2 separate regions of the Homo sapiens genome follow, and region 1 is linked to region 2. A link is an interaction called in ENCODE POLR2A ChIA-PET data of the cell type or tissue named here. Cell type or tissue: OCI-LY7. All regions are shown on one strand. Links, peaks and the distances in the headings refer to the core of each region. The heading gives the core; the rest is flanking DNA.

Region 1 (16,412 bases), core at 5,228-13,227, 290 kb after region 2:
ATGGGTCTCCTCTGGTGCATTATAAGAAAAAACTGGCCGGGTGCGGTGGCTCACGCCTGTAATCCCAGCACTTTGGGAGACCGAGGCGGGCAGATCACGAGGTCAAGAGATCGAGACCATCCTGGCTAACACGGTGAAACCCCGTCTGTACTAAAAATACAAAAAAATTAGCCGGGCGTGGTGGCGGGCGCCTGTAGTCCCAGCTACTCGGGAGGCTGAGGCAGGAGAATGGCGTGAACCTGGGAGGCGGAGCTTGCAGTGAGCCGAGATCACGCAACTGCACTCCAGCTTGACTCTGCAGTCAGCCAGAGCGAGACTCTGTCTCAAAAAAAAAGAAAAAGAAAAAAAGAAAAAACTACCATTACTTTACTCAACTGCTGGTTTCTTTTCTTCCTTCCCTCTTGCCTCTGTTTTTCCCCCAACTTGCTCCTTTCTTTCTTCCTTCCCTTCACTGTCATCCATTTAACAAGTTTTCACTGAGCACCTACTACATGCCAAGCACAGACTACATCCCAGCCCTCGTGGAATTTACATTCTAGTGCAAAAGACAGACAATAAAGAAATTGTGTCAGTATGGCTGGGCGCGGTGGCTCACGCCTATAATCCCAGCACTTTGGGAGGCCGAGGCAGGCAGATCACCTGAAGTTAGGAGTTGGGAGACCAACCTGGCCAAGATGGTGAAACCTTGTCTCCACTAAAAATACAAAAATTAGCTGAGTGTGTTGGCACATGCCTGTAGTCCCAGCTACTCTGGAGGCTGAGCCAGGAGAATCACTTGAACCCGGGAGGCAGAGATTGCAGTAAGCCGAGATAGCACCACTGCACTCCAGCCTGGGCGACAGAGTGAGACCCCGTCTCAAAAAAAATAAAAAAATTTAAAAAAGAAATTGTGTCAGTAGTGATTAGTGCTGTGGAACAGCATGAGGCAGGTAAGGAGGATAGAGTCTAGGGTGGTCAATGAAGGCCTGTGGTGAGGAAACGTTTGAGCAGAGATTTGAAGACATGAGCCAGGGAGAAGAGTCAGGCAGAAGGAACCGCTTGTGCGGATGTCCTCAGGCAAGAACAGTCTTGGTGTGTTTGAGGAATAGAAGAGAAAGGTCAAATGGTGTCATTGTAAAGACCTGGGCTTTAACTCTGAATGCAAGGAGGCCTTTGGAGAGGGTTTATATGCAAAGGAGTGATGTGGTCTGACTTAAATTTTTTTTTCTTTTTTTATTATTATACTTTAAGTTCTAGGGTACATGTGCACAACATGCAGGTTTGTTACATATGTATACATGTGCCATGTTGGTGTGCTGCACCCATTAACTCGTCATTTACATTAGGTATATCTCCTAATGCTATCCCTCCCCGCTCTCCCCACCCCACAACAGGCCCCCGTGTGTGTGATGTTCCCCTTCCTGTGTCCAAGTGTTCTCATTGTTCAATTCCCACCTGTGAGTAAGAACATGCGGTGTTTGGTTTTTTGTCCTTGCGATAGTTTGCTGAGAATGATGGTTTCCAGCTTCATCCATGTCCCTGCAAAGGACATGAACTCATCCTTTTTTATGGCTGAAGAGAAGGCTCTAATCCCAGCACTTTAGGAGGCCAAGGCGGGAGGATCGCAGGAGGCCGAGGTGGGAGGATTGCTTGAGGCCAGGAGTTCAAGACTAGCCTGGGCAACCTAGTGAGACCCTGTATCTCTATTTTTTAAATGTAAAAAAATAGAAGGAAGAGAATGTAGAGGAACAATAATGGCAGGAGCATGGAGACCAATTAAGAGACAATTATAATGATTTAGGCCAGGTATAATATGGTTTGGACTAGAGTAGTAGCAGTATAGGTGTTGAGAAGTGGTCAGGATGTATGTTGAATGTAGAGAGAAAGAAGAATCAAGAATGGCAGCAGTGGCTCTGCCACAGTGGCTTGTGCCTGTAATCCCAGAACTTTGGGAGGTCAAGGCAGAAGGATCACTTGAGGTCAGGAGTTCAAGATCAGCCTGGGCAATATAGCAGACCCCATCTCTATTACAAAAAGTAAAAAATAAAAGAATAGCAACAATGTTTTTGGCCCAAACACAATTAAATTAAAATACCATTAATTGAGATGGGGAAGACTACAGTAAAAGCAGATTAGAGAGGGAGAAATAGTAGAAGCTCAGTTTTGCACATGTAAACTGTAACATGTTTTATTAAGACATCCAAATGGAAATGTCAGTAGGAACTTGGATACTATATAAAAATCTAGAATTGGAAGAGATCCCCGCTGCGGATAAAATGGACATGTGTCAAAGTGTCAGTGGTACTTAAAGCTATGAGGTGCATGATATAAGCTAGGAAGTGAGTGTAGACAGAGAAGTGGTCTCATGACTTAGCTCAGGGGCACCTTGGTGTTTAAAGGTTGGAGATATAAGGAGTAACCAGCAGAGGAAACAAGTGCCAGAAGCCGAGTGAAGAAAGTGTTTCTAGAAGGGGAGTTAACAGAATCAAACACACAGGTAAGCTGAGAATTGACCATCGGATTTGGCAACATGAAGGTCATTGGTCATCTTGTGTTGTTTGGGAGTGGTAGAATAGAGGCCTGAATTGGACTAGGTTCAAGACAGTGGGTTAAGAGAAGTTGACCCCACGAGTATAGACAATCATATGTGGAGCATCTCTTATGTTCCAGCTCCTGAAGACACAAGAAGAATAAGATGTATTCTCTACCTCCAAAGGGACTGTTTAGAATTTGGAAAATAGAATTACAACCCAGGTGTGATAAGTACCATATCAGGCCCGGCGCGGTGGCTCAAGCCTGTAATCCCAGCACTTTGGGAGGCCGAGGCGGGCGGATCACAAGGTCAGGAGATCGAGACCATCCTGGCTAACACGGTGAAACCCCGTCTCTACTAAAAATACAAAAATTAGCCGGGCACGGTGGCGGGCGCCTGTAGTCCTAGCTACTCGGGAGGCTGAGGCAGGAGAATGGCATGAACCCAGGAGGCGGAGCTTGCAGTGAGCCAAGACCGCGCCACTGCACTCCACACTCCAGCCTGGGTGACAGAGCGAGACTCCGTCTCAAAAAAAAAAAAAAGAAAAAAAAAATTACCATATCAAATAAATACTCAGAGTGGGCTGGGGGAGAATTTAGGAGGGATCTGAACTGTGCTACATCTAGAAAGGCTTCCCAGAAGAGGCAGTGCCTGACTCAACCCTAAAGGACCAAGAGGAATTAGCTAAGCAGAGGCGACAGGGAGTGGCAGAATCTTTGTATTCTAGATGGAGGAAGCAGCACACGCACAGCATGAAGGCATAAGAGAACAGGCCTACTTGACAGATGAAAAGATGGTTGTCGCATTCACCAAGATAGACAATTCAAGAAAAGAAACAGGTTAGAGAGTGAGGAGTAAAGGGAAGACTTCGGGCCTGGCACGGTGGCTCACATCTGTAATCCCGGCTGAGGCGGGTGGATCACCTGAGGTCAGGAGTTCGAGACCAGCTTAGCCAACATGGTGAAACCCCATCTCTACTAAAAATACAAAAAATTAGCCGGGCTTGGTGGCTCACGCCTGTAATCCCAGCTACTCGGGAGACTGAGGCAGGAGAATTGCTTGAACCCAGGAGGCAGAGGCTGTGGTGAGCCAAGATTGCACCACTGCACTCCAGCCTGGGTGACAGAGCAAGACTCCATCTCAAAAAAAAAAAAAAAAAAAGAAAAGAAAAAAGAAAGTGAAGACTTCAACCTTAATCAAGAAGGAGTTTAAGATGCCTCTAGCACTTCCAGGTAGAATTGGTAGAAAAGGAGAGATGTCTATCTAGAGATAAGTTCTATAACTCTGTCTATATAGATACACAGTATACATCTATCTATGTATTTGTTGATACTATAATCTATATGGTGGGTGAAATCGGGATGAATAACATCATATACAGAGAATATGTAAAGTAAGCAAAGCAGAGGACCTAAGACAAAAACCCTGAGGGACCCCACCATATAAGGGAGGGACAGAGGAGGAGAAACCTGTAAAAAAAAAAAAAAAAGAAAAAGAATTACTAAATTATGAAACTGAGTAGTGGCCAGATAAATGAGAAGAAATCTTTTTTTTTTTTTTTCATATGGAATCTTGCTCTTTCGCCAGGCTGGAGTGCAGTGGCATGATCGCAGCTCACTGCAACCTCCGCCTCCCGGGTTCAAGCGATTCTCCTGCCTCAGCCTCCCGAGTAGCTAGGATTACAGGCGCACGCCACCACGCCCACCTAATTTTTGTATTTGTAGTAGAGACAGGGTTTCACCATGTTGGCCAGGATGGTCTCAATCTCTTGACCTTGTGATCCGCCCGCCTCGGCCTCCCAAAGTGCCAGGACTACAGGTGTGAGCCACTGCGCCCAGTGAAATCTTTTTTTCATTATTGTTTTTTTCTACACCCTTCTTGCATCTCAAAATGGGAAGAAATCTAAGAAAAAGGGGTATCACAGAAAAGTTGGAAGCAATTTTTACCAGGGAGAGTGGTCAGTAATGTCAGATGCTATAGTGAGATAAAATAAAGCAGAAGCCTCCAGTGCTTTTAGCAGTTGAGGTAAGTGGACGTGAATAGGTATTTAAAGAAGAGGGTGGGCATGGTAGCTCACACCTGTGATCCCCACACTTTGGGAGGCCGAGGTGGGAGGATCACTTGAGCCTGGGAGTTTGAGCCTGGGCAACATAGTGAGAACCCTCTCTATAAAAATTTTAAAAATTTAGCTGGGCGTGGTGGCATGGGCCTGCGGTCCCAGATACTTGGGAGGCAGAGGTGGCAGGATCACTTGAGCCCAGGAGGTCAAGGCTGCAGTGAGCCGTGATCATGCCACTGCACTCTAGCATGGGCAATAGAGCAAGAACCTGTCTCAAAAATAAATAAGTAAATAAATAAATAAAATAGATAACAAAGAAGTAACAGTGTAAAAACATGCTTAGCCTCACTGATGATCAGATAAATGTAAATTAATAATGAGATATAAATTGTAATCTAAACAGTTGGCAAATAATTTTGAGCAATACATATATTCATCAGTGGGGGAATGGTAATTGCACATACAGTATAATATACTATATGGTTATTAAGATTTTGGCCAGGCATGGTGGCTTACACCTATAATCCCAGCACTTTGGGAGGCCAAGGCAGGTAGATCACCTGAGGTCAGGACCAGCCTGGCCAACATGGTGAAACCCCGTCTCTACTAATAACACTAAAATTAGCCGGCATGGTAGTATGTTCCTGTAAGCCCAGCTACTTGAGAGGCTGAGGCAAGAGAACTGCTGGAAACTGGGAGGCAGAGGTTGCAGTGAACCAAGATCGTGCCACTACACTCTAGCCTGGGTGACAGAGTGAGACTCCGTCTCAAAAAGAAAAAAAGATTGAAGATTTCATGTATGGGCATGAAAAGATATCAAAAGCACATTAGGTGATTAAATGCAAAGTGTAGAACAGTAAGTACAGTATGATTTTGTACAAAAAAATACATATAGTGTACAAAATAGAAAAAAAGACAACATATATACCATATAAACTGTCAGGACTGGGTATCTAGGTTGGGAGAGGTGGGGAGTCAAGTAGGGAAAATGGCATGTATTACAGCATCTATTCATGTCGGGTACATATTTCTATATTGATTGAGAGTTTTTCCCCCAATAAGTTATTACTTTTTTAATTGAGAAAAATAATAAATTAAAAATAAGATAATGTTATGAACATTTTAAAGAGACAGTTGGGGCCAGGCGCAGTGGCTCATGCCTATAATCCCAGCACTTTGGGAGGCCGAGGCAGGCAGATCACCTGAGGCTGGGAGTTCGAGACCAGCCTGACCAACATGGAGAAACCCCGTCTCTACTAAAAATACAAAATTAGCCAGGTATGGTGGCACATGCCTGTAATCCCAGCTACTCAGGAGGCTGAGGCATGAGAATTGCTTGAATCCAGGAGGCCGAGGTTGCAGTGAGCCGAGATCACGCCATTGCACTCCAGCCTGTGCAACAAGAGTGAACCTCCGTCTCAAAAAAAAAAAAAAAAAAAAAAATGCCAGGCATGCTGACATACACCTGTAGTCCTAGCTACTCAGGAGGCTGAGGTGGGAGGATCACTTGAGCCCAGGAAGTCAAACAGCTGCAGTGAGCTATGATTACACCACTGCATTTCAGCCTGGGTGACAGAGCGAGACCCCGTCTCTAAAAAAAAATTAAAATAGGATCATGCTGTCTTATAATTTGCTTTCTTCATTCAAAAGTATCCTATGAGCATCTTTTCATGTCAATAAGTATACTTTGATCACATGATAGGTATCTGAGAAAAACAGTGTCCAGTTACCAAGGCAAAGTGCCACTTTGATTGTCAGGGCTCCTGTGTGGTTACAGTAAGGGCAGGTGAAGTCAGAGACCTAGATGACTCATCCATTGTGTGGCACGAGACCTTACAGAGCCAAGAGTGCTGCTGGCAGTTAGGGTAGAACCAGCTTCTGGAGCTGTTCTGTAATTCCTTCTTTTCCAGCAAGAAAACTTTTTAAGCTTCTTATATCTCTGATGCATACATTCTTCCCCCAATGGATCATTTTGTAAGCTAAAATTTAAACACTAGAATCAAGCAGTTCTATAATTTCTTTTCAAGCCTTATTTCTACTTGATGAAGTGGCTTTCAAGAGTATATTCAGAAGAGTAATAGGGTGAGAGACTTAATTCCCAAAATAGCTGCTAATCCTGTTTAATTCCTAGGTTGTTTGTCCTTTCTTTCTTAGTTGAAAGACTGGTGAGTCACAGACTACAGGAGAGAAGGTATTGGAGTTTGCAGTTTGTTGGGAAGGTGGTGCTGTTCAATTTATTTAGGAGTACAGTCCTTTCAAAGTACGGGACATTTAATTTAATTTAATTTTTCTTTTTTTTTTTGAGACAGAGTCTCACTCTGTCACCCGGACTGGAGTGCAGTGGCGCGATTTGGGCTCACTGCAACCTCCGCCTCCCAGGTTCAAGCCATTTTTCTGCCTCAGCCTCCTGAGTAGCTGGGACTACAGGCGCGTGCCACCACGCCCAGCTATTTTTTGTATTTTTAGTAGAGACGTGGTTTCACGGTGTTGGCCGGGCTGGCCACGAACTCCTGACCTCAGGTGATCCACCCGCCTCGGCCTCCCAAAGTGCTGGGATTACAGGCATGAGCCACTGCGCCCAGCCGGGACATTTAATTTTCAACAAGCGTGTTTCCTCTATTATGGAACAACAGTGACAATTTCCAGGTTGTTTTCAGTCTGTCTTACATGTATAAATTAATTCCATTTTTGGCCCTAGTGAAAGTGAACTCTCTTAGATATGTAAATGTGTGTCCTTTGATCATCTGAGTGATAAGTAGTGGTATTTGCATTTGAAGCCTGCATATTTTACAACCAGAGGATCTGTAAAACAGTGAATTTCTTGATAACTGAGAATTTTTTTTTTTTTTTTGGTTGGGGGATGGCGTCTCACTTTGTCACCCAGGCTGGAGTGTAGTGGCGCAGTCTTGGCTCACTGCAACCTCCACTTCCCAGGTTCAAGCGATTCTCCTGCCTCAGCCTCCAGAGTAGCTGGGACTATGGGTGTGCACCACTGCACCCAGTTAATTTTTGTATTTTTTTTAGAGACAGGGTTTCTCCATGTTGGTCTGGCTGGTCTCAAACTCCTGACCTTGTGATCCGCCGGCCTCGGCCTCCCAAAGTGCTGGGATTACAGGCGTGAGCCACCGTGCCTGGCCCTGATAAGTGAGAATTTATACACAGATAAACTTGTAGAGAAGAGCAGGGAAAAAAAAAAGATTAAATTCTTATGAAAAATAAAATTTGACTGCTCATATGCATGTAAATTATGTCAGATATAACTAAATATTTATGCAAATACTTGGAAAGTCTGGGGACTTCTCCAGGGTTCTACAAATTGTTTCAATCCTTGCTGCCACTATCCGTAATTAATGGTATAGTTTCAGCTATCCTGCAACTATCCTGCATCTTTGTCTTATTTAAAAGAAGAAAAAAAAACCCAGCAGAATTTACCATGTTATTTTATGGCAGGTAATGATGAACTTTGCTGATGTGTAGTTACAGTGTTTCAAGCACTTGTATTTTGCTTTTTCTTTCTTGTTTTTTTCCCCATTAATCTTTGGGTAAAAATCTCTTGTTTCGCATGTAACTATCATTAGAGCTGGGTTTGCCTTTCTTCTCATTTTGTCCTTATAAGGCCATCCTGTTTTATCACTTCCTGCTTCAGCTCCTGAGTTTTTCTCTCTTCCCCTCTCCCTCTCCCTCTGCCGGGTGGATGCTTTCTCCATGTGGCAAGGCTGTAACTGTTCACAGCTGTCTGAAACAGCAGTGGACCAGGAGCAGCTTGGAGTTTTAACTTTCATTTTACAAAGAACAACATGTTTGAATGTTTCAGCAGGCAAGTTATAACTGGCATCTACTTCTTGTTCTTCTAGAACACCGAAAATCTCTCCCAGCACTTTAGAAAGGGGACCCTGACTGTGTTAAAGAAGAAGTGGGAGAACCCAGGGCTGGGAGCAGAGTCTCACACAGACTCTCTACGGAACAGCAGCACTGAGATTAGGCACAGAGCAGACCATCCTCCTGCTGAAGTGACAAGCCACGCTGCTTCTGGAGCCAAAGCTGACCAAGAAGAACAAATCCACCCCAGATCTAGACTCAGGTCACCTCCTGAAGCCCTCGTTCAGGGTCGATATCCCCACATCAAGGACGGTGAGGATCTTAAAGACCACTCAACAGAAAGTAAAAAAATGGAAAATTGTCTAGGAGAATCCAGGCATGAAGTAGAAAAATCAGAAATCAGTGAAAACACAGATGCTTCGGGCAAAATAGAGAAATATAATGTTCCGCTGAACAGGCTTAAGATGATGTTTGAGAAAGGTGAACCAACTCAAACTAAGGTAAGAATTGGGCGGGTTTGAAACTTGAGAAAGCCAATTCAAGCACTAAACAAAGCTGTTTTTCCAATCTAGCTATTTTGAGTAGAGGCGAATATGTGGTCAGTATGTCTTTTGATTCCAGTTAGATAAGTTAATAGTCTCAAATGCATTATTTACATAGATGCTAAGATTTGTGAGTCTCTGACACAATTTCATGTTAAATCAGGTTCACACTGGGATTCAAATTGGTATCTAGAAATGAAGAGAGTTTAATACCGATTGGATTATGTGTTTTTGTACACTTGCCCTTTTAAATTGTCTTCCTGTGTTCTTTATCATTTGTAGCTTTGGGGGTGGAATTACTGCTGAATAGCTCTCTGCTTGGACACAGCTGCAGACTGAGTGTTAAGGCCGGAGTTTAACATTAAGACTGAGGCTTACTTGTCTCTGCTAGCTGAATCCCTTCTCTTCTTCTCAACTTCCTCATCTGTGCCTTCCAACAAATGTTTTCTATCAGCTAAAATCCTCTCTCAGGCAAAATCAATGAAGATAGCCAGACTAGCTATAGCTTTCGGGAGTTTTGACTTGCAAATGCACAGGGTTGCGTTTTCCTACAACTGCTAATGAAATTTGATCCTTCATGTGGATTGCAGACCTCGTCCCCAGAGGGAATTACTTAACTAGAAAATGAGTTACATATGCTGGTGATTTATAACACAATCCAGAGGCCACAGAGCTGGTAAATTTTTCCAGTTTTCTCATACTTTCCTATATATCTGGCTTTGTACATGGGGATGGTTCGTTACAACAGTCGTTATAATGAAATAAACAGACCTGATGGGGAGCAAAACCATCTGTTACTCTAGATTCCACCTAGATGGGAAAGCTGGATTTTTTTTAAGCTAAATATTTGGCCCAAGTCCCTATGTTTGGAAAGTAATATAATAATATTAAGCATTCTTTCTGAGATAAAAAATAACTCATCCTGTAGTCTTCAGTTATATTAGATGTGATATTGTCAATCCCTTCCCATGACTTGCAGTGCCAGTCACTTTTCTACTTAGAATTAGAAAAGTTCTTGAATGTTTGCGGGTCATGTTTGAAGTTGTGCGAGTTTTTGACGATGTGTAAAGCTACAACACTTCTCTGTGCATGAGCTTTAGCTCTACTTTAACAGTGAAACCAGTTGGCAAGAGATGTAACCACAAAGCAGTTTTATAACGTTTCTTAACTCTCTTCCCTCTCAAGTTTTTAGACCTTTAGTCCTGCCAACTCCTTCTTTCCCCTTTATGGTTTTAATTTAAAAATTTGTTTTATTTAAATGGGAAGAAGAATTTTAAGTGGAAGGAAAAAATGTCAGAAATCCTAAATAGAGAGGAAGGGGTTTTGTTGTGACTCAAAGCACCATTGTAAGTCTCCTCCTCCCAGACCCTGCTAGGAACAGGACAGCTGATGTCATGCCAGTACACACAATGTAGATTCAGTGCAAAAGGCTGCTGCATGTTGAAACTGGCCAAAGGTAGGAAATGACTGGGACTGTAGCAGACAAAAATGCTGATTATGTGTAAGGATATGGTGAGACACTTTTTCTCATAAATATCTAGTGAGATATGGGTCAGAACAAGCCTATCTCCCTAAGGCTGCTTGGAGAGGAGAAAAACTTTCCATATAAGATCTTACTAGTCCGGGCGTGGTGGCTCAAGCCTGTAATCCCAGCATTTTGGGAGGCAGAGGTTGGGGGATCACTTGTGGCCAGGAGTTCGAGACCAGCCTGGCCAACATGGTGAAACCCCGTCTCCACTAAAAATACAAAAATTAGCCAGGCATGGTGGCGTTGCTGGTAGTCACAGCTACTTGGGAGGCTGAGGCAGGAGAATCACTTGAACCTGGGAGGTGGAGGATGCAGTGAGCCGAGATCATGCCACTGCACTCCAGCCTGGGCAACAGAGTGAGACTCTGTCTCAAAAAATATATAAAAATAAAAATAAAGATCCTACTAGATGGCTGATAGCACTGGGCCACCAGATTGATTGCTAAAGGTATAGGAAGATGGAAGAGGCTGGGCACGGTGGCTTACATCTGTAATGAGAATTTAGGGAGGCCCAAGGCAGGAGGATTGCTTGTGCCCAGGAGTTTGAGACCAGCCTGGGCAACATAGCCAGACCTCGTCTCTACTAAAAATTTAAAAATTAGCCAGGTGTGGTAGTATGCATTGATAGTCCCAGCTACTTAGGAGGCTGAGGCAGAAGATTGCTTGAGCATGAGAGTTTGAGGTTGCAGTGAGCCATGATCGCCACTGCACTCCAGCCTGGGCAACACAGTAAGATCCCTGTCCCTTAAAAACAAGAAGATGGAAGAGACATAAGATTCACCTGGGCTTCTAGGTTTCATTGCTTTTTGTGTGTGCCATTTTTAATTTCCTGATTTGTCACTTAATGGACTGCTTAGGGAGTGGAAAACACAGCCACCCTTGGTTTTATTGCTGTTTGTAAATAAGCATCATTGTCCATACTGAAAACAGTCTAGATTATATTTATTTATTTATTTATTTATTTTTGAGACAGAATCTCTCACTGTTACTCAGGCTGGAGTGTATTGGTGCGATCTCGGCTCACTGCAACCTCCATCTCCCAGGTTCAAGTAATTCTCCTGCCTCAGCCTCCCAAATAGCTGGGATTATAGGCGCCCGCCACCACGCCCAGCTAATTTTTGTATGTTTAGTAGAGACGGAGTTTCATCATATTGGTCAGGCTGGTCTTGAACTCCTGACCTCAGGTGATCTGCCTGCCTCAAGCCTCCCAAAGAGCTGGGATTACAGGCATGAGCCACCACGCCCAGTCTCAGTCTAGATTATTTTTAACAGTTCTGTCAGGTATTCTATAGTCTGAGCTCAACCTACCTGTATAGTCTCACAGCCAATCTTATACTCAAACCTTGGAATACTCATCCCCCAACTGCTACTTTTTGAATCTTTTATTCTTAATATTTCACGTTTTAACTTCAGTGTGTTTATACTTTTTGAAATGAGACCAGAACATAGTAGACTTTATAGAGAAGACCAGTTTTACCTAGATTCCAAAGGAAGAATTAAACTGCTGTTATTGTTTGAAATGCGTTTTTTTTTTGTTTTTGTTTTTTTTTTTTTTATGGAGATAGGGTCTTAACTCTGTTGCCCAGGCTGGAGGAGTACAGTGGTACAGTTATGGCTCACTGCAGCCTTGACCCCTCTGCCTCAGCCTCCCAAATAGCTGGGGCCACAGGTGTGTACCACCACTCTCAGCTAATTTTTAAAATTTTTTATGGAGACAGCGTTTCGCTATGTTGCCCAGACTGTTCTTAAACTCCTGGGCTCAAGTGATCCTCCTGCCTTGGCCTCCCAAGCTGGTGAAATTACAGGCATGAGCCACCACACCCAGCCTGAAATTCTTAAAGGATGAGAATGTCAATGACAGAGCACCTTGGCATCATTGTGACTAACCTGGGAGACAGGGAAGAAGCACGCCATGGGAAGTGTTTACATTTGGGTACAGCTGTGCTAAGTACTGTGGAGCCCATAGCCTTGAGGTAGACGGCTACTTTGCCTTTTTTCTTGAACTGTCTTGCAGAATGTGGATTTGGGGTAAGTGGTCTTGAAGCACTCATTTAGTCACCCTCAAATTAAGATTTTTACTTCATCTTTCTTGGGCCTGTACCTCCAAGATGACAAAGAAAAGAAGAAACAATGGTCACACCAAAGAGGGCCGCAACCAGGTGTACGCTATTCACTGCAGCCAATTTGCTGCATAAACTGTGCCCATTGTGTGCCCAATGACAAGGCTTATTAAGAAATTCATCATAGGCCGGGCGCGGTGGCTCACGCCTGTAATCCCAGCACTTTGGGAGGCTGAGGCGGGCGGATCACGAAGTCAGGAGATTGAGACCATCCTGGCTAACACGGTGAAACCCTGTCTCTACTAAAAACACAAAAAAATTAGTTGGGCGTGGTGGCGGGCGCCTGTAGTCCCAGCTACTCGGGAGGCTGAGGCAGGAGAATGGCGTGAACCCGGGAGGCAGAGCTTGCAGTGAGCCGAGATCACGCCACTGCACTCCAGCCTGGGCAAGAGTGAGACTCCGTCTCAAAAAAAAAAAAAAAAAAAGAAAAGAAATTCATCACTTGAAATGCTTGAAATGTAGAGGCTGCGGCAGTCAGCGATATTTCTGAAGTGAGCGTCCTAGATGCCTGTGTACTTCCCAGGCTGGATGTGAAGCTACATTACTGTGTGAGTTGTGCCATTCACAGCACGGTAGTCAGGAATCAAGGTCATGAAGCCCACAAGGATCGAACACCTTCCCCCCACTGTAGACCTGCGGGTGCTGCCCCACGACCGCCAGAAATCAAGGTCATGAAGCCCGCAAGGACCGAACACCTCCACCCCACTGTAGACCTGCGGTGCTGCCCCATGACTGCCACCGAAGCCCATATAAGGAGCAGAGTTCTTAAGGACTGAAGAAAAACTAGCCTCTGGAGAAAAATAAAAAAATTGCAATTGTACTTAAAAAAAAAAAAAAGATTTTACTTCAAAGGCCAGGCTTGAAGTTCTGAACACTTTGAAGTCTCCAATTATGAGGGATCCAGTCTAAGCCTCTGGCTTTTGCTATTTAGCAATAGGTGTTCTATGATGGGCTGATTTGGAAGGAGGGAGTCAGCCACTCTTGAGCCACTGCAGTGAAGTCACTTGATCTCAGTCTGGAGAGAAACACTTTAATAGCTAAACATTCTAGCTTTGATTTTTCTGAAGGGAATACACCTGTTTTCAATTCTGGGATTTTTGGGGTGCTTGCTTGACTGTATATGAACTTGTGATCCAAGGAAAAAATAGGAGAAAGAACAATGTTGGCTTTTTAAGTCAGGATAGTTTTATGTTTGCTACTAGATAAGGCAAAAATAAAAACTTATTTTTATAAATTCAAGAAGAAAAGTAAGGATGTTTTTATACCCTAGTGGTCAATAACTTAGTTCATAGTATTTATTTAATAAAAGGAAGGTGGCATTGGTGGTATAGTGGTAAGCATAGCTGCCTTCCAAATAATGAAAATTGATTAAAGCCTATTTCTCAGTTATTCTCTACATTTGATGAATAGATAGGTTATTTAGGTCAGGTGGTTTAGCTGAATATGATGGTTTTATTTATTTATTTTTGAAACAGAGTCTCATTCTATTGCCCAGGATGGGGTGCAGTGGCACAATCTTGGCTCACTGCAACCTCTGTCTCCTAGGTTCAAGCAATTCTCCTGCCTTAGCCCCCGAGTAGCTGGGATTACAGGTGTCCGCTGCCATTCCCGGCTAACTTTTTTTGTATTTTTAGTAGAGATGGGGTTTCACTATGTTGGATAGGCTGGTCTTGAACTCCTGACCTCAGGTGATCTGCCCACCTCAGCCTCCCAAAGTGCTACCGCGCCCAGCCTGAATGTGATGGTTCTACTTCCTATGAGTGAATGAGTGGTATATGGATTAATGTAACCTATCGTCAAAAGAAATGCCACAGTGGGCTGGGAGCAGTGGCTCACGCCTGTAATTCCAGCACTTTGGGAGGCCAAGGCAGGTGGATCACCTGAGGTCGAGAGTTTGAGACCAGCCTGACCAACATGGAGAAACCCCATCTCTACTAAAAATACAAAAATTAGCTGGAGATGGTGGTGCATGTCTGTAATCCCAGCTGCTCAAGAGGCTGTGGCAGAAGAATCACTTGAACCCAGAAGGCAGAGTTTGCAGTGAGCTGAGATGACACCATTGCATCCCAGCCTGGGCAGCAAGAGCAAAACTTCTCTCGAAAAGAAAAGAAAAGAAATGCCACGGTGACACTTAGTGAGTGTGGTTTAGCATTCCTAATTCCTTATATGTATTAATCTGGATTTTAGGTGGCCAAGATAACCATTCAGGACAGCCTTTTATGAAAAAGATAACTGACCAACTAGTTATGACCCATGTTTAGTTATTGTCATGTTGCCTTTTTTTTTTTTTGAGACAGCCTCGCTCTGTTGCCCAGGCTGGAGTGCAGTGGCACCATCTCAGCTCACTGCAGCCTCCCAGGTTCAAGCAATTCTCTGCCTCAGCCTCCTGAGTAGCTGGGATTACAAGTGTGCACCACGAAGTCCGGCTAATTTTTGTATTTTTAGTAGAGACGGGGTTTTGCCATGTTGGCCAGGCTGGTCTCGAACTCCCAGCCTCAAGTGATCCACCCACCTCGGCCTTCCAAAGTGCTGGGATTTTATATTATAAAAATAAAGCAGGCCGGGCGCGGTGGCTCGCGCCTGTAATCCCAGCACTTTGGGAGGCCGAGGCAGGCGGATCACGAGGTCAGGAGATCAAGACCATCCTGGATAACACGGTGAAACCCCATCTCTACTAAAAATACAAAAAAAAAATTAGCCGGGCGTGGTGGCGGGCGCCTGTAGTCCCAGCTACTCGGAAGGCTGAGGCAGGAGAATGGCGTGAACCCGGGAGGCGGAGCTTGCAGTGAGCCGAGATTGCGCCACTGCACTCCAGCCTGGGCGACAGAGCGAGACTGCCTCAAAGAAAAATAAATAAATAAATAAAATAAATAAAGCAATATATTCAGGTAAAATAGACATATATAAAATAACAAAGGAAGTTTCCTTTGACTCATCACCCTTTTCTCTTGTTTGTGACCTCTCCCCGTAGACTCCCAGCCCTTCAGCTTCCCTCTGAATTTCAGTTCTTATTAGCACCAGGATCATGATATGTATAGATAGCATCAAAATGCCAACAAAAACTTCACTTGTTCCAACATCTTTGTGGTTTTTCTTCTTGTAAGTTCCTGGAAGTGACACTTGGTATTTTGTTTAGTTTTGCATAACACTCGTACATAAGAGTGTATATGCGCTGATGTAGTAGAATGAGTCTTTAGAGAGTAAGGCAACCAAGCTAAAGTGTGATGATCTCTGTTCATCAGGTACTTATTCATAGCCAATCTGTAATCTGCATCAAAGAAATAATTTATATAGGCCTTCTTGATGAATGGGTAGGTGTCCATAGGGAATGCCCAGATTGTTGCAGAAATTATTCATAACATCTTATCTTCCTCTTAGTTAATAATTGTATGTGTTCCTTTATCTACTTAACGTTAAGATAAAAAATTTTCTTCTGCTTTCTGAATATGTCTTATTTAGAATTATATCCCAAGAAGAATACAATTCTGAGGATGTTCATAATTGTATTAATTGCATAGTTTTGTTTGTTTGTTTGTTTGCTCTGTCGCCCAGGCTGGAGTGCAGTGGCACAATCCCAGCTCACTGCAACCTCCACCTCCCGGGTTCAAGTGATTCTCCTCCCTCAGCCTCCTGAGTGGCTGAGATTACAGGCGCATGCCACCACACCAGCTAATTTTTGTGTTTTTAGTAGAGACTGGGTTTCACCGTGTGGGTCAGGCTGGTCTTGAACTCCTGACCTTGTGATCCCCCCACCTTGGCCTCCCAAAATGCTGGGATTATAGGTGTGAGCCACTGCGCCCAGCCAAATTGCATGGTTTTAAGTTAAAATTTT
Region 2 (16,412 bases), core at 4,924-12,923:
CTGAGGGGGAGGATCTCTTGAGCCCAGGAAGAGGAAGCTGCAGTTGAGCCATGATCACACCACTACACTCCAACCTGTCTCAAAAAAAATAACAATAAATTTTTACCATCTAACAAGCAATACATATTACTTGTTATTCTCTGTCTACAGCTACAGATGTAAGCCCCCTAAGGGGAGGGGTGTTTGTCATGTTAATCACTGCTGTATCACCTGCACCTATGTGGCACATAGTAGGCACTCAATAAACACCAGATAAATTAAAAAAAGGAAGAGGGAAGCGGGAGGATGGAGGGAGGCAGGGAGACAGGTGGAGAGGAGAGGGAAGAATAGGGAAGGAGAGAAGGGAGGAAGGAAAAGAGAAAGAAGAGTCAGCCAATGTGGCTGAAGCACAATGGGTGAGGGGAAAAGATGAGGGGTCAGGGCGGTGTAGGTCTTGCAGGCCATGGAAACGTATCTGAATTATATTTTAAAGACAAACTGAATTCATGGAAGAGCTATAAAGCGGGGAAGTAATATGACCTAATTTGCAGTTTAAAAAGCTCTCTACCTGCTATGTGGAAAATGGGTTAGAGAGAAGAAAGCTGGGACACCACCAGGTAAGGAGCTAAAGAAGCAAGAGATGTGATGACATGGGCATGATTAACAGTGACTCGGCATGGAAAGAAGTAGATTTAGAATATATTCTCAAGGTAGTACCAAAAAGGCTCACTGATGGACTTGATACAGAGAGGTGGCCTGAAGGAGAGGAATCAAGGATGTGTTATCAATTTATGGCCTTTCAGCTCCAAATATACCCTCGCTGCTCTGTGAAAACTGAGATGGGCCCTTTAAATATTTTTCCTTTGACAGCTGCCATGATGTTAAACTTTGCCTGTCCATAGAGGGCACTGGAAAGACATTGCAGGAAGAGGCTTTTCTTTCTAGCTCCAGTGTACTCCTCCTGACAGGATAAACAGAATATCAACAAGTTCTCTATTCTGATGTCCTATGGAGTCCTAGTAAATTTATTTTAAAATATTTTATAATTTGAGGAAATTGGGAAGACAACTGAACTAAGCTAATACAACTTGTATGTTTTCACACGTAATTGTTTTCCTATATATATAAGAATTTGGGCATAGTATTCTGTCCATTCATCCTGTTTTAAAGCTAATACCATACTGCTTTGAATACAGTAACTTTAGAATCTGTTTTAATATGTGGTAAGGCCAAGTATCACCTCACTATTCCGTTTCTAAATTTTCTTGGCTATTCTATTTATTCTTCCATGTGAACACTAAGATCATTTTATCTAATTCTCCATTCCCTAAAGAATCTTCCATTGGAGTTCTAATTGGACTCCCATTAAATTTATATATATCAGTCTTCTCATTCAGGAACACAGTACAGTTGGCCCGTCCATATCTTTGGGTTCCACATCCATGGATTAAACAAACCTCTAAGTGAAAATAGGTGGAGGAAAAAAAGCCATCTGTACTGAACATGTACAGATTTTTTTTTTCCTGTCATCACTCTCTGAATTATAAAGAATAACAACTATTGACATAGTATTTTCACTGTATTAGGTACTATACAAGTATATAAGTAATCTAGAGTTGATTTAAACAAGAGGATGTGCTTACGTTACATGCAAATACCATGCCATTTTTTAGCAGACTTGAGCACCCTTGGATTTTGGTAACTGAGGGGAGTCCCGGAACCAATCCCCTACGAAGAAAGGAACAACTGTATATATTTCCATTTTTTCAGATTCTGCTTTTATATCTTTAAAGTTTTACAATTTTCTTCATACAGATCTTATGTCTTTCTTACAATATTTAAGTATTGTATAATTTTTCTCTTTTTCCCAAATATATTCCAGGAAATATTTTATAATTTTTAACACTTTTATAAATAAAATATTTTTCTCCTCACCAATGCAGTTAATTCCCATTCTTCCCCTGCCAATATCCCAGTGACATCAAATAATGCTTTTACTTACCACCTATCCACCACATTACCCTGTCCAACATCTGAGTTCTGCTGAAATCACTGGGAATGTTTCTTTCAGACGACTAGGTTTTCTCTTGCAATATGTTTCTTCTGGATTCTTACTTAGCATTTATATCACACATTCCTTGTCATTCTCAATATATACTATGTATATACAAGCAGGACCTGAAGTAACCTTATTTTACTCAATGTTATGTTATAAAGAGGCTGAAAAGAAAAACAAAAAAATCAATTCCCAGCCAGGGCCACTATCTGTGTGGCGTTTGCACGTTCTCCCCATGTCTGTGTAGGTTTTCTCCAGGTACTCTAGTTTCCCCCATACCCCAAAGATGCATCCATTAGGTGAACTGGCACATTTAATTGTCCCAGTCTAAGTGAGTGTGTGTATGTATGTGTGCGCCCTGCAATGGAAAGTCCTTTCCAGGGCTGGTTCCCGTCTTGTACCCTGAGCTGCTGGGATAGGTTCCTGCCTTCCCAGACCCTGAACTGGAATAACCAGATAAATAATTATCCTGTTGTTTTTATTAATCTTTCTTTCCATTTTTCAAAAATGTGGCCGGGTGTGGTGGCTCACACCTGTAATTCCAGCACTTTGGGAGGCCAAGGCGTGTGGATCACTTGAGGTCAGGAGCTCGAGACTAGCCTGATCAATATGGTAAAACCCCGTCTCTACCAAAAATATAAAAATTAGCTGGGTGTGGTGGCACATACCTGTAATCCCAGCTACTCAGCGGGCTGAGGCAGGGGAATCACTTGAACCCCGGACACGGAGGTTGCAGTGAGCCAAGATTGTGCCACTGCACTCCAGTCTGGGTGACAGAGCAAGACTCTATCTTAAAAAAATAATAATAAAATATACAATAATAAAATAAAAAATAAAAAATAAAATAAATTAAATAAAAAATGTTTGGGGGCTGGGCGTGGTGGCTCATGCCTGTAATCTCAACACTCTGGGAGGCCAAGGCAGGTGAATCCTTGAGCCCAGGAGTTCAAGAAGCCTGGGCAACATAGCAAAACCCTATCTCTACAAAAAATACAAAAATTAAGCCAGGCACAGTGACTCACACCTGTAATCCCAACACTTTGGGAGGCCAAGGGCGGAGGGGCGGTTGGAGTGGATCACTTGAGGTCAGGAGTTCAAGACCAGCCTGGCTAACACGGAGAAACCCCGTCTCTACTGAAAATACAAAAATTAGCTGGGCGTGATGGTGACAGGTGCCTGTAATTCTAGCTACTCAGGAGGCTGAGGCACAAGAATCACTTGAACCTGGGAGATGGAGGTTGCAGTGAGCTGAGATGGGGCCACTGCACTCTAGCCTGGCAACAGAGTGTGAGACTCCATCTCAAAAAAAAAAAAAAAAAAAAGAAAGAAACCTGAAGTCTAACTGAGAAGGTAAAAATAACATAAATGAAACAAACAGTGGCAAATTAAGAGTTAAAACTGTTGCTGAGCTGGGCACAGTGGCTCATGCCTATAATCCCAGCACTTTGGGAGGCTGAGGCGGGTGGATCACGAGGTCAAGAGTTCAAGACCAGCTTGACCAACATGGTGAAACCCCCTCTCTACTAAAAATACAAAAATTAGCAGGGTGTGGGGGTGTGCGCCTGTAATCTCAGCTACTCAGGAGGCTGAGGCAGGAGAATCGATTAAACCCGGGAGGCAGAGGTTGCAGTGACCTGACATCGCGCCACTGTACTCCAGCCTGGGCGACAGAGGGAGACTCCATCTCAAATTAAAAAAAAAAAAAAAAAAAAAAAAACTGTTGCTGAATATAACAATAGTCTAAAAATAGAAGAGATTAATATGGACTAAAGCAGTCAGCAGGTTTCATGATGAGAGGAACGTCAACCAGGCCTTGAAACAAGGGTTGGATTTTAATAGGAGAAAAAGCAGTCCTGACAGGGAAAATACTCGCTACAAATGCAGAGACAGGAATGAGCTTGCCAAGAAAGAGTGAGGAAACCCATATGATTGTAATAGAAGAGTGTCAGATACTAGTAAGAAAAAAGGTAGATAGGGAGGCTGATGGCAGAATCTAGATTCATTCACTAGCTGAACCGAAAAGCATTTTCACTAAAGAACACTGCATGCTGTCCTCATGCAGCTTACTTAGGGGAGATGAGAATATTTATGCAAATAATAATTTCCTAACTTTAAGATAATTTTAAAAATAGCTATGATATAGGGGTAACATTAGAAATCAGAGCTCAGAGAACCGACAAATGGAGAAGTTGTTTTTTTAACAGGATGTTCATTTTCTAGTACTTCTCTTGGTCTTCTTGAAGAAAAACAAGCAAAGAACTATGGAAGGAAAACTCATACCACTGCTTGTTCTACATGTTCAACTTAAAAATGAAAGTTTCTCCAAACCAGAGAGGAAGTCAAATAAATCATGAATGACTTTTTAAAATTTTAAGACAGTGTCTTTGCCTTTGTCACAGATTTACTAAACAAGAACTATCAGAAGCTTCTACCTAACAATTCCTTGCTGGGTTGATTTTTTTTAAAAGGAGATTCAGGCCGGGTACGGTGGCTCACGCCTGTAGTCCCCGCACTTTGGAAGGCCGAGGCGGGCAGATCACGAGGTCACGAGTTTGAGACCAGCCTGGCCAACACGGTGAAACCCTGTCTCCACTAAAAATACAAAAATTAGCTGAGCATGGTGGTGCACACCTGTAGTCTCAGCTACTGGGGAGGCTGAGGCAGGACAATGGCTTGAACCCAGGAGGCGGAGGCTGCAGTGAGCCGAGATCATGTCACTGCACTCCAGCCTGGGTGACAAGTAAGACATTGTCTCAAAAAAAAAAAAAAAAAAAAAGGAGATTCAATGACAAGACTGGTCAGCACTATAAAATTTATTCATATCTGAACTGAATTAAAAGCCATAAGTTCTGGCCCATGATTAACTTACAACAATATGATCTTAAATTCTTAGAAAGAAAAAGAAAAAAAAATCTTGCAGATGCTTTAATGTATGCCTAAAAGCAACAGTCCTCCAAAAATAAAGGGTATTAGAGCACTATTTCTTCACCACAAAAAAAAAAACCTCCAAGAAAAACCAATTAAAGTACATGTCATTCACAGAAGCATCTATGTTCATTTATACATTAATTTTTACATTAAACATTAAATATCCTGGGGGAAAAAAGACTAAAAACTCTTTCTGCATCACCATGTAAGTACAACCCAGAATCAATAACCCAGAAGCTCGAGGCCTGTTCACAACACAGACCTTTCAAAGATGCTAGGCTAGACCTGTGAATTTTCATTTAGGGCTGTCCCATGTAGCATCCAAAATATTATCATCCTGGGTTTCCCCTTTCAGCTTCTCATCATCTCCATCTCAATTCAAGGAAGAAAAAGTAACTTCACAACAAAAGACAAGTACATAAAATTACCTTTCACTTTATAGATGCACTTCATATTTTTCATTCTTTTAAAAAAAATAAAAGAGGCTCAGCATAGTGGCTCATGCCTGTAATCCCAACACTTTGGGAGGCCAAGGAGGGAGGATCGCTTGAGCCCAGGAGTTTAAGGCGAACCTGGGCAATACAGTGAGACCCCATCTCTAAAAAAATTTTAAGAAATAAGAAAAGAAATAAAAGTCACATCTTGCCAGTAGTTATACTGGTATGAAGGAAACCCTCCAAATATAATCTACAGAGTGTTAACCCCTTTAGTTCCTGCAAAGCATGGTAAGAAATAACAAATTACACCCCTATACCTTTTTCTCTGAGAATAAGATAGAACATTCCCATTCTTCTCCCTCCAGGGAGCCCTACCCCCCAAAAAAATAAACGCAGAAGCTGTGGCCAGATGCAGTGGTTCATGCCTGTAATCCCAGAACTTTGGGCAGCCAAGGCAGGAGGACTGCTTGAGCCCGGGAGTTCAAGACCAGCCTGGGCAGCAACAAAGTGAGACCCCTGTCTCTACAAAAAATAAAAAATTAGCCAGGCATGGTGACATGGACCTGTAATCCCAGCTACTTGGAGGATTGCTTGTGTACAGAAGTTTGAGGTTGCAGTGAGCTAAGATCATGCCACAGCACTCTAGCTTAGGGGACAGACCAAGACCTTGTCTCAAAAAAACAAACAAAAACAAACAAAAAAAGACAGAAGTTGTATCCTAAGGAAAATGAGACATACCAGTTAAGATGCAGGAGAATTCTGCTGAAACTACTTGAAACAAGATTCAGGGAGATGGAGGTCAAAATGGCTGTGTGGAAACACCACAGGGCTTAGAACCAAACAGACTTGGTTTCCAATCCCAGCACACTGTACAGAAACTGCACACCTATCTCTAGGAGTTGTTAAGATTAGAAACACATTTCAAAGACTTGCCCAAGGGCCGGGCGTTGTGGCTCACGCCTGTAATCCCAGTACTTTGGGAGGCCGGGGTGGGCGATCACTTGAGGTCAGCCTGGCCAACATGGTGAAAGTCCATCTCTACTAAAATACAAAAATTAGCCGGGCATGGTAGCGGGTGCCTGTAATCCCAGCTACTCGGGAGGCTGAAGAAGCAGAATCGCTTGAACCCAGGGGGCGGAGCTTGCAGCGAGCTGAGGTCGCACTATTGCACTCCAGCCTGGGCAATAAGAGAGAGATTCTGTCTCAAAAAAAAAAAAAAAAAAGTTGCCCAAGACCATATGTGAACCCAATTCAGCATGACTCCTAAATTCAGTGCTCCTTCCCAGTGCCATGCGTCCAGAATGCTACCTTATGGGAAATGTGTAACCACAGGTGGGAAGATACATTGTATGCAATGTTTAGGTGCTTTTTGCTACCTCAGTTCCCTCATCATCATTATGCTAATAGGAGCTATGTATTCAGCACCTACTTACTAGCCAGGCAAGGTATATGAAGTGCTAAGCACAGGACCTATTACATCATAAGCTCTCAATAACTGATGACTACTTATACAGAGATTTAACTTCTTAAAAGAGCTTAGAAAAGGAAACTGGAACGAAACAGAAGTTAACTGGAAACTCACAGGAAACTGAAACAGAAGTTAACCGGGCAAAAAAAGGGGAAGAACATACCAGAGTGGACATTTTAGAGAATGGCAATGTATACAAAAGCATACAAGTGAAAAAAAGCACAGTGCATTCATGGAAGTGCAAGTCATCTGGCATGGCTAGAGAGCAGACAACAAATATAGACAGAGCAGGAAATGAGGGTAAAAAGGCAGGCAGGTCTTGGTATACAAAGAAAGATGCTTAGAGTTTATCCTGTGACTGAGAGAAGCCAAGGAAAACTTTTAAACAGGGAAGAGAACACAATTAGGTTTGTGTTTCAGAATGATCAATCAGTGACAGGGTAGAGAAAGACCTACTGAAGGGAGAAGAGACCGAGACAGGCTGATGAGTTAGGAGACTACCTCATTAGTCTAAGCAAGAAATAAGTGCCTGAACTAACACTGGAATGATATGGAGAACAGGAAGTAGAAACAACAAGACTCAGTGATCCATTAGAATATGGATCACTGGGCAAGGTGGCTCACACCTGTAATCTCAGCACTTTGGGAGGTCAAGACGGGTGGATCACCTTAGCCCAGGAGTGAGATCAGCCTGGGAAACAATGCAAAACCCCATCTCTATTTAATTTAAAAAAAAAAATCTAATTAAAACAAATTTTTTGGTCGGGTGCGGTGGCTCACGCCTGTAATCCCAGCACTTTGGGAGGCCAAGGCAGGTGGATCACGAGGTCAGAAGATCGAGACCATCCTGGCTAACACGGTGAAACCCCATCTCTACTAAAAAAATACAAAAAAATTAGCCGGGCGTGGTGGCGGGCACCTGTAGTCCCAGCTACTCAGGAGGCTAAGGCAGGAGAATGGCGTGAACCCGGGAGGCGGATTTTGAGACAGAGTCTTGCTCTGTCGCCCAGGCTGGAGTGCAGTGGCACGATCTTGGCTCACTGTGATCCCTGCTCACTGCAACCTCCGTCTCCTGGGCTCAAGCAATTCTCCTAACTCAGCCTAGCCTCCTGAGTAGCTGGGATTACAGGCACCCGCCACCACACCCAGCTAATTTTTGCATTTTTAGTACTGATAGGGTTTCGCCATGTTGGCCAGGCTGGTCTCGAACTCCTGACCTCAGGTGATCCGCCCACCTTGGCCTCCCAAAGTGCTGGGATTATAAGCATGAGCCACCGTGTCCGGCCAAAACAAAATATTTTTAGAATATAAGGATGACTCTCAATTTTTTTGACTTTGGTAAGTTACTATGGTCTGAATGTCAGTGTCCCCCAAAAATTCCTATGTTGGAACTTAATTCCCAATGTGATAGTATTAAGAGATGGGGTCCAGGCACAGTGGCTCACAGTCATAATCTCTGCACTTTGGGAGGCCAAGGTGGGAGTATCATTCATGGCCAGGGGTTTGAGACCAGTCTGGGAAACATAACGAGACCCCATCTCTACAAAAAATAAAAAATCAGCCAGGTGTGGTGGCACACGCCTGTAATCCCAGCTACTTGGGAGGCTGAGGTGGGAGGATCGCTTAAGCCCAGGAATCCAAGGCTACTGTGAGCTATGATCTCGCCACTGCACTCCAGCCTTGGTGACGAGCAAGACTCTCTCGATATAGAGATAGAGATAGAGATAGAGATAGAGAGAGAGAGAGAGAGAGAGAGAGAGAGAGATGGTGCCTCTAGGAGGTGATTAGGTCATGAAAGAGGAGTGCTCATGAACAGGCTTAGTGCCCTTATAAAACAAGCTTGAGGGAGCCTGTTTGCCCCTCCCACCATGTGAAGATGCAACAAGAAGGTGCCATCTTTGAAGTAGACAGCAGGCTCTCATCAGACAATAAATCTTCTGACTTCTTGATCTATGACTTCCTAGCTTCCAAACTGTGAGCAATAAATTTCTATCATTTATAATTTACCAAGTCTAAGGTATTTTGTCATAGCAGCAGAAATGGATGGAGATAGTAAGTGGACATTCTGAAATACAGTTATCTGTGAAGCAGGGAGGTGGGGGCAGGGGTGGAGGAGGAAGTTGAAACAGAGTTGTTTTAGACTTACCAAGTTAGCATGGGGGAACCAATGGAATGTCTAGAGCAGAGGCAAGTCAGGGCTACAGATACAGACTAGGGAACCACGTGCACAGCCATGACAGCTGAAGCCCTGGGCACAGATAAGATTACTTATCTCTGTATGTAAAGTGAGGTGAAGAACAGACACAAATCTGAGGAATACCCTCATCAGGAGAAAGAAAGAGTAGAAGAAACCCCAGAGAGAGCACGAGGAAGGTTAGGAAGCCAGAAGGAAACTATGCCACAAAGGTTAGGAAGGGGAGAGTTTCATAAAGATACCAGTCCACAGTGTAGGGCTGGGCATGGTGGCTCACACCTGTAATTCCAGCATTTTGGAGGCCAAGGCAGGCGGATCACGAGGTCAGGAGTTTGAGACTAGCCTGACCAACATGGTGAAACCCCATCTCTACTAAAATACAAAAATTAGCTGGGCGTGGTGGCAGGCGCCTGTTAATCCCAGCTACTTGGGAGGCTGAGGCAGAATTGTTTTAACCCGGGAGAGGGGGTTGCAGTGAGCTGAGATTGTGCCATTGCACTCCAGCCTAGGAAACAGGGTGAGATTCCATAAAAAAAAAAAAAAAAGGTCCACAGTGTACAATGCTGCAGAGAGAGATGCCATATCCAGCAGGTTCTCTGCAGTCTGAAATTAGGAGTCAGTGGTAGCCTTGGAGACAGTTGTTTCAGAAGCTTAATGAGGCAGGGGAAATGGACTGAGCACTAAGCAAAGGTAAGAAATAAGAGGAAGGAAATGTAGGCCACACCTTTCAGGCTCGAGAGAGGGAGAGAGGGCCAGCACATGAAAGCAAGCATATTCTCATGCAACACTGTGGCAAAGTTTTGTGTGTGTTTTTTTTAAAGCTGGAAGGCTGGGCATGGTGGCTCACGCGTGTAATCCTAATGTTCTGGGAGGCTGAGGTGGGAAGATTATTTGAGCCCAGGAGTTCAAGATCAGCCTGGGCAACAAAGCAAGACCTTGTTGCTACAAAAAACTTAAAAATTAGCCGGGCATGGTGGAATGTACCTGTAGTCCCAGCTACTTGAGAGGCTGAGGTGGGAGGATCACTTGAGCCCAGGAAGTCAAGGCTGCAGTGAGCACCCCACTACACTGCAGCCTGGGCAACAGAGTGAGACCCTGTTTCAAAAACATAATGTATAGGCTGAAGGCAAAGAGTCAAGGGCCAAGTGTTAAGTGAGAGGTTGAAGATGAAAGAAACAAAGAGAGACTGTAAATGAACAGATCAATCAATAAAGTGAGATCCCAAGATCTCAAAAGAGAAGAGATGAGAGTAAGAACATGGAGGGACAGACCTTCGAACAGGAAGAGGACAGTTCCTCCTCTGAGAAAAGAAAGGAGATACGGGTGGAACTGATACAGATGAGTCTGCCAAGTGTTAGGGAGGGAAGCTGAGGGAGTCTGGTCTTCCTTATAAACTAGTGAGAATGAAAGGTGATAATGCAACCGGGTGCAGTGGCTCACACCTGTAATCCCAGCACTTTGGGAAGCAGAGGTGGGCGGATCACCTGAGGTTGGGAGTTCGCGACCAGCCTGACCAACATAGAGAAACCCCGTCTCTACTAAAACTACAAAATTAGCTGGGCCCAATGGTGCATGCCTGTAATCCCAGCTACTCAGAAGGCTGAGGCAGGAGAATCGCTTGAACCCGGGAGGCGGAGGTTATGGTGAGCTGAGATCATGCCATTGCACTCCAGCCTGAGCAACAAGAGCGAAACTCCGTCTCAAAAAAAAAAAAAAAAAGACAACTGAGTGACAGAGCTTTAGATTTAGCAATGGTTTTAAATAAAAGTAGTATTTTTAAAAGATGAAAGATCAATCTAGAGCTAAAAAGAGACTACAATCAGACCAATTAAGTCTGAGAGGACTCACGGAGGCTGGTGGTAAATAAACTCTAGGGAAAAGAAGATCAAGAACACTTTTTTTTTTTTTTTTGAGACGGAGTCCCACTCTATCTCCCAGGCTGGAGTGCAGTGGCATGATCTCAGCTCACTGCAACCTCCGCCTCCCAGGTTCAAGCAATTCTCCTGCCACAGCCTCCCGAGTAGTTGGGATTACAGGCGCCTGCCACCATGCCCGGCTAGTTTGTGTATTTTTAGTAGAGACGGGGTTTCACCATGTTAGCCAGGCTGGTCTCAAACTCCTGTCCTCAGGTGATCTGCCCACCTCAGCCTCCCAAAGTATTGGGATTGCAGGCGTGAGCCACCACACCCAGCCAGAAAACTTTTGAAAGAGGAACTAAAAGGAAGGATATGTTCACTGAGGACAAGTGAGGGATATGAAACGGAAGAGTAAAAACCATCGTTTCTGAAGGTTCTAAACATCCATATGTCCCTTTTCATAGCTTGTAGATGCTAAGTCTCAGAAACCAAGCTTATATGTCACAGGCATTTGCCTGAATCTGTAGGCTCAGAAATGTACATATGCGAGATGTCTGTATGAAACAGACCAGCAAGTCTTCTGCTCTAGTCAACTGCTTGCAGTGACCCAACATGTACTGGACTAAGGGTATAGGGTATAGGTGCCAACAGGAACAACTGATGATGGAGTGAAGGCTTACTTTCAAAAAATTTATCACAAATTGATTCCATTCATCACTTCATATATAACCTTATTCTACTAAGTAACACAAGATATTAAAAACTGCCAAGTCTCCACGCATCCATTCACTATCAGCAGCAATAAAGATTACATGTGCTGAGTGCTCACCGCACGCCATACTATACTCAGCTTTTCTATTATCTTACTTTAAACCTCCTTACAACTCCAAGGAGGGTGTCATTCCTTTTTGTTGTTGTTGTTGAGATGGTGTCTCGCTCTGTCGCCCAGGCTGGAGTGCAGTGGTGCGGTCCTAGCTCACTGCAACCTCCGCCTCCCGGGTTCAAGCAATTCTCCTGCCTCAGCCTCCCGAGTAGCTGGGACTACAGGTGCATGCCGCCACGCCCGGCTAATTTTTTTGTATTTTAGTAGAGACGGGGTTTCACCATGTTGCCCAGGCTGGTCTCGAACTCCTGAGCTCAGGCAATCCACCCGGCTCCGCCTCCCAAAGTGCTGGGATTACAGGCGGGAGCCACTGCACACCACCGTCATTCCTTTTTAAATGTTGATGAAACTCATACCTGGGAGGTTAGACAGTTTGTCCAAAGTCACAGAGCTAATAAATGGTACAGACAGAACTTCAACCCAGGCCCACCAGATGTCAAAATATGTGCTTCTCAAATGATTATACAACACTACCTTATGTCAAAATCAAGTCCCCAAAACTGAGACTTTATTTTTCAATTCAAATTGAAGTGACCAAAAATTTATCGTATTCCTAAAACAATATAAGAAATAAATAGTTGTGAGTTATTTAAAATAAATTTCAGATACAAAGGACCTCTCTACAAGAGCATACATTGACGCTGGGTGCAGTGGCTCAAGCCTGTAATCCCGGGACTCTGGGAGGCCGATGCGGGCAGATCACCGGAGGTCAGGAGTTTGAGAGCAGCCTGGCCAAGATAGTGAAACCCCGTCTCTACTAAAAATACAAAAATTAGCCGGGCGTGGTGGCACAAGCCTGTAATCCCAGCTACTCAGTAGGCTGAAGCAGGAGAATCACTTGAACCCAGGAGGTGGAGGTTGCAGTGAGCAGAGATCACGCCACTGTACTCCAGCCTGGGGGACAGAGCAAGACTCTATCTCAAAAAAAAAAAAAAAAAGAGCTTACATTGAGCTAAGGCGAGACTTGGTGGCTGGCTCATACCTATAATCTCAGCACTTTGGGGGAGCCAAGGTAAAAGGAGCTCAGGACTTTGAGACCAGCCTGGGCTGAACATAGTAAGACCTTGTCTCTACTTTTTTTTTTTTTTTTTTTTTTTTTGAGACGGAGTCTTGCTCTGTTGCCAGGCTGGAGTGCAGTGACGCGATCTCGGCTCACTGCAACATCTGCCTCCTGAGTTCAAGCAATTCTCCTGCCTCAGCTTCCCGAGTAGCTGGGACTACAGGTGCAAGCCACCACGCCGAGCTAATTTTTGTATTTTTAGTAGAGACAAGATTTCACCACGTTGGCCAGGATGGTCTTGATCTCTTGACCTTGTGATCCGCCCTCCTCGGCCTCCCAAAGTGCTGGGATTACAGGTGTGAGCCACTGCGCCTGGCCTCATTTCTACTTTAAAAAAAATTTTTTTAAGAGATAAAATGAAAAGCAATTTAAATACTTAGAAAATACATGATTGGCCCGGCCTGGTGGCTCATGCCTGTAATCCCAGCACTTTGGGAGACCAAGGCAGGTGGATCATTTGAGGTCAGGAGTTTAAGACTAGCCTGGCCAACATAGTGAAACCCCGTCTCTACCAAAAATATAAAAATTAGCCAGACGGTAGTGACATTTGCCTGTAGTCCCAGCTATTGGGGAGGCTGAGGCAGGAGAATCGCTTGAGCCCGGAAGGCGGGGGTTGTGGTGAGCCAAGGTCGTGCCACTGCACAGTCTGAGCAACAGAGTGAGACCCTGTCTCAAAAAAAAAAAAAAAAAAAAATAGAAATCACACTGGTCAGGGATAGGTTTACAAAAAAGGTGGTACTTGAGCCTGGCACAGTGGCTCACACCTGTAATCCCAGCACTTTGCGAGGACAAAGCAGGCGGATCACAAGGTCAAGAGTTCGAGACCAGCCTGGTCAACTGGTGAAACCCTATCTCTACTAAAGACACAAAAAATTAGCTGGGCATGGTGGAGGGCGCCTGTAATCCCAGCTACTTGGGAGGCTGAGGCTGGAGAATCCCTTGAACCCAGGAGGCAGAGGTTGCAGTGAGCCGAGATCATGCCAGTGCACTCCAGCACGGGTGACAGGGAGAGACTCCGTCTCAAAAAAAAAAAAAAAAGAAAGCCAGGCGCAGTGGCTCATGCCTGTAATCCCAGCACTTTGGGAGGCCGAGGTGGGCGGATCACCTGAGGTCGGGAGTTCAAGACCAGCCTGACCAACATAGGGAAACCCCATTTCTACTAAAAATACAAAATTAGCCAGGCGTGGTGGCACATGCCTGTAATCCCAGCTACTCAGGAGGCTGAGGCAGAAGAATCGCTTGAACCCAGGAGGTGGAGGTTGCGGTGAGCTGAGATCGTGCCATTACACTCCAGCCTGGGCAACAAGAGTGAAACTCCGTCTCAAAAAAAAAAAAAAGGTGGTACTTTAGCTGAACCCTTAAAGATTTGCGAGAAACTGTGCATATAAGCAAGAAGGAGCATTTCAAAGAGTATCCCTGAATTAGTCACATGAGAGAGAACCATGGAGAACTCTAGTAATTAGAATACAAATATAGTATGAAGGCCCTTTTTAGCCAGTCATATGAACTTTCAACCCTGAAGTGCTAAGTCTTAAACAGGCTAGGACAGAAAGTTGTAACCAAGGGCTGAGCTAAGCGTGACATATTAATGATTTATCTTATTCAAAAATCCAGCTCAATGCCATGGGGCTGTCAAACAAGATTAATTTTTCAAAATACACACCAGAACAAGGGTATCCATAAAAGCTACTCTTTTCAATAAGGTGAATCATTCTTCCAGTGAATTTGTCTGTAAATTCTCTTCTGGAACTGCCCTCAAAACCAGTTTACAATCATTCTGATTTTTTTTGACAATCACAACTAAAATCAGTTTATAATCACTCTAATTTTTTCAGTCACAACTAGTTTGGGTTCTAAAAGAATATTAACCAGCTTTTCTCTACTTGATTCCAAGTGACCTATAAATGAAACTTTACCCTCAAAGAATTGAAATCTGCCACCATGAGGATTTTCAAAGGAATGTGTCACAGGCTCTGACAGTAATTCTGAAGATGAGCTCCTGCCCACCAAAAACACACATGCAAGTTCTGGAGGTAGATTACTTAGATAATGCCCATTCTTGGTTATTTAAAAATCTACATTCCTGCTTTCCTTAATACTCCTAGCATCAGATGTTACAACTGCTTAGACAGAACTTTGATAAAGGTGTATCCTACGAATCTATGACTAAGCTACGGATTTTGGGATAAGTGGCCCCGTTTCCCATGATAGGTAAAGCAGGAGGAATTTACCAGTTTTATGGTGGCTTAAGTCTAACTGCCCCCTTCTGAGACTGTAAAATCTTTATCCAACATCTCCTTTTTCCTCTTCAACTCTCCCACCTCTTCCCCATTAAAAGTCACTGCAATTCCTAGGAAGCAGTCTTCTCTTATCCCTTTGCCTTCGTGGCAGACCCTGTGCCATGCTTTAAGGACCACAAAGCTACGTGATGAAACAGACAGGAGAAAGGGAGGATGGGACTATGTTTACTGTTTGTACTCAGAGAAGTGTTCAAACAAGAAAAGGGAGGATCCCTTCCTGTGAGTGTTATTTTATCTTAAATACCTTTCCAGTTGTCATCTTTGGACTGTTCTCAGACACTGAAAGACTTGAGCTCCTTCCTGCATGCCACAGAAGTATAGGAACATTCTTCGCGTTGCACTTATGGCTGAACTGCACAGGCTAAATTATAGCCCGCTCTACTAGCCACACAATCCAATCTCGTATTTATAATTCTCTTCTATCTCTCACAACGATAAAGCAGATAGCTTCCTCTTTTCTTAGAAGGCAGCCTCTGTACATAACTCCACCATGGTCATGCACTGTTTTGTTGGCAGTTTTCAATGATTTCCCTGGCAGACTCAGAGCTTCTTAAAAGCTACCAGGGTATCCTGCTCATTTGCACACAGTAGGCACAAAATACACATCTGCTGAACTGAATGCATAAGTGATGGATTTGAAAGAGATTTCAGAGAGAGAATCAACACTGTGGTATAGAACTGTTTAGGGCCAGGTGCAGTGGCTTACACCTGTAATCCCAGCACTTCAGGAGGCCAAGGCAGGCAGATCATCTGAGGTCGGGAGATCGAGACCCACCTGACCAACATGGAGAAAACCCGTGTCTACTACAAAATTAGCCAGGCGTGGTGGCGCATGCCTGTAATCCCAGCTACTCAGAAAGGCTGAGGCAGGAGAATCACCTGAACCCGGGAGGCAGAGGTTGCAGTGAGCTGAGATCGCACCATTTCACTCCAGCCTGGGCAACAAGAGAAACTCCATCGCAAAAAAAAAAAAGGTAGCATTTCCTTAGAGAAAAAATTAGTTAACAGCTTGTGCAATGACAGCACAAATATTTAAATCATTCCAATGTCATCGTCACATGACAGCTTAGGATAACGACACTTATTAGGTATGCAGCTTTAGACAAAACAATCTTTCTGAGTACAAGTTTTCCCTTCTGTTAAGCCACAAAAAAGAAAGGGGCGGTGGGTGGTAACAATACCTATTCTATCTAGTGAAGTTTAGTAAAGCTCAAATGACAATGTACAAAAAGATCATTACACAAATATAAT

Evidence for each region. Peaks named below come from ENCODE experiments on the same cell type or tissue, not always from the same donor. Only the 100,000 strongest peaks of a DNase experiment are listed, where the experiment ranks them.
Region 1: POLR2A ChIA-PET joins it to region 2 with 15 read pairs; 3 of 35 experiments call an interaction of 5 or more read pairs at or near these places.

Annotation. Positions count from the first base shown.
Region 1 is chr12:50,214,499-50,230,910 of GRCh38, reverse strand. LIMA1 (LIM domain and actin binding 1) reads left to right here. Exons shown (of 11, transcript NM_016357.5): 4 at 8,426-8,890. Among named protein-coding and RNA genes, the nearest start is that of MIR1293, 12 kb to the left of the region's middle. RefSeq lists enhancers at 8,197-8,246, 8,277-8,336, 8,176-9,027, 11,508-12,707. In OCI-LY7, for the core only: no CTCF peak of the experiment used is centred there; DNase peaks (open chromatin) are centred at 6,100, 6,360, 8,530, 9,490 and 4 weaker places; H3K4me3 peaks cover 5,244 bases; H3K27ac peaks cover 4,951 bases.
Region 2 is chr12:50,508,435-50,524,846 of GRCh38, reverse strand. The region is part of intron 1 of DIP2B (disco interacting protein 2 homolog B); the gene reads right to left. Among named protein-coding and RNA genes, the nearest start is that of DIP2B, 12 kb to the right of the region's middle. RefSeq lists enhancers at 6,806-7,095, 7,156-7,245, 7,266-7,315, 13,946-14,065 and a silencer at 9,038-9,087. In OCI-LY7, for the core only: no CTCF peak of the experiment used is centred there; DNase peaks (open chromatin) are centred at 7,066 and 9,766; H3K27ac peaks cover 928 bases.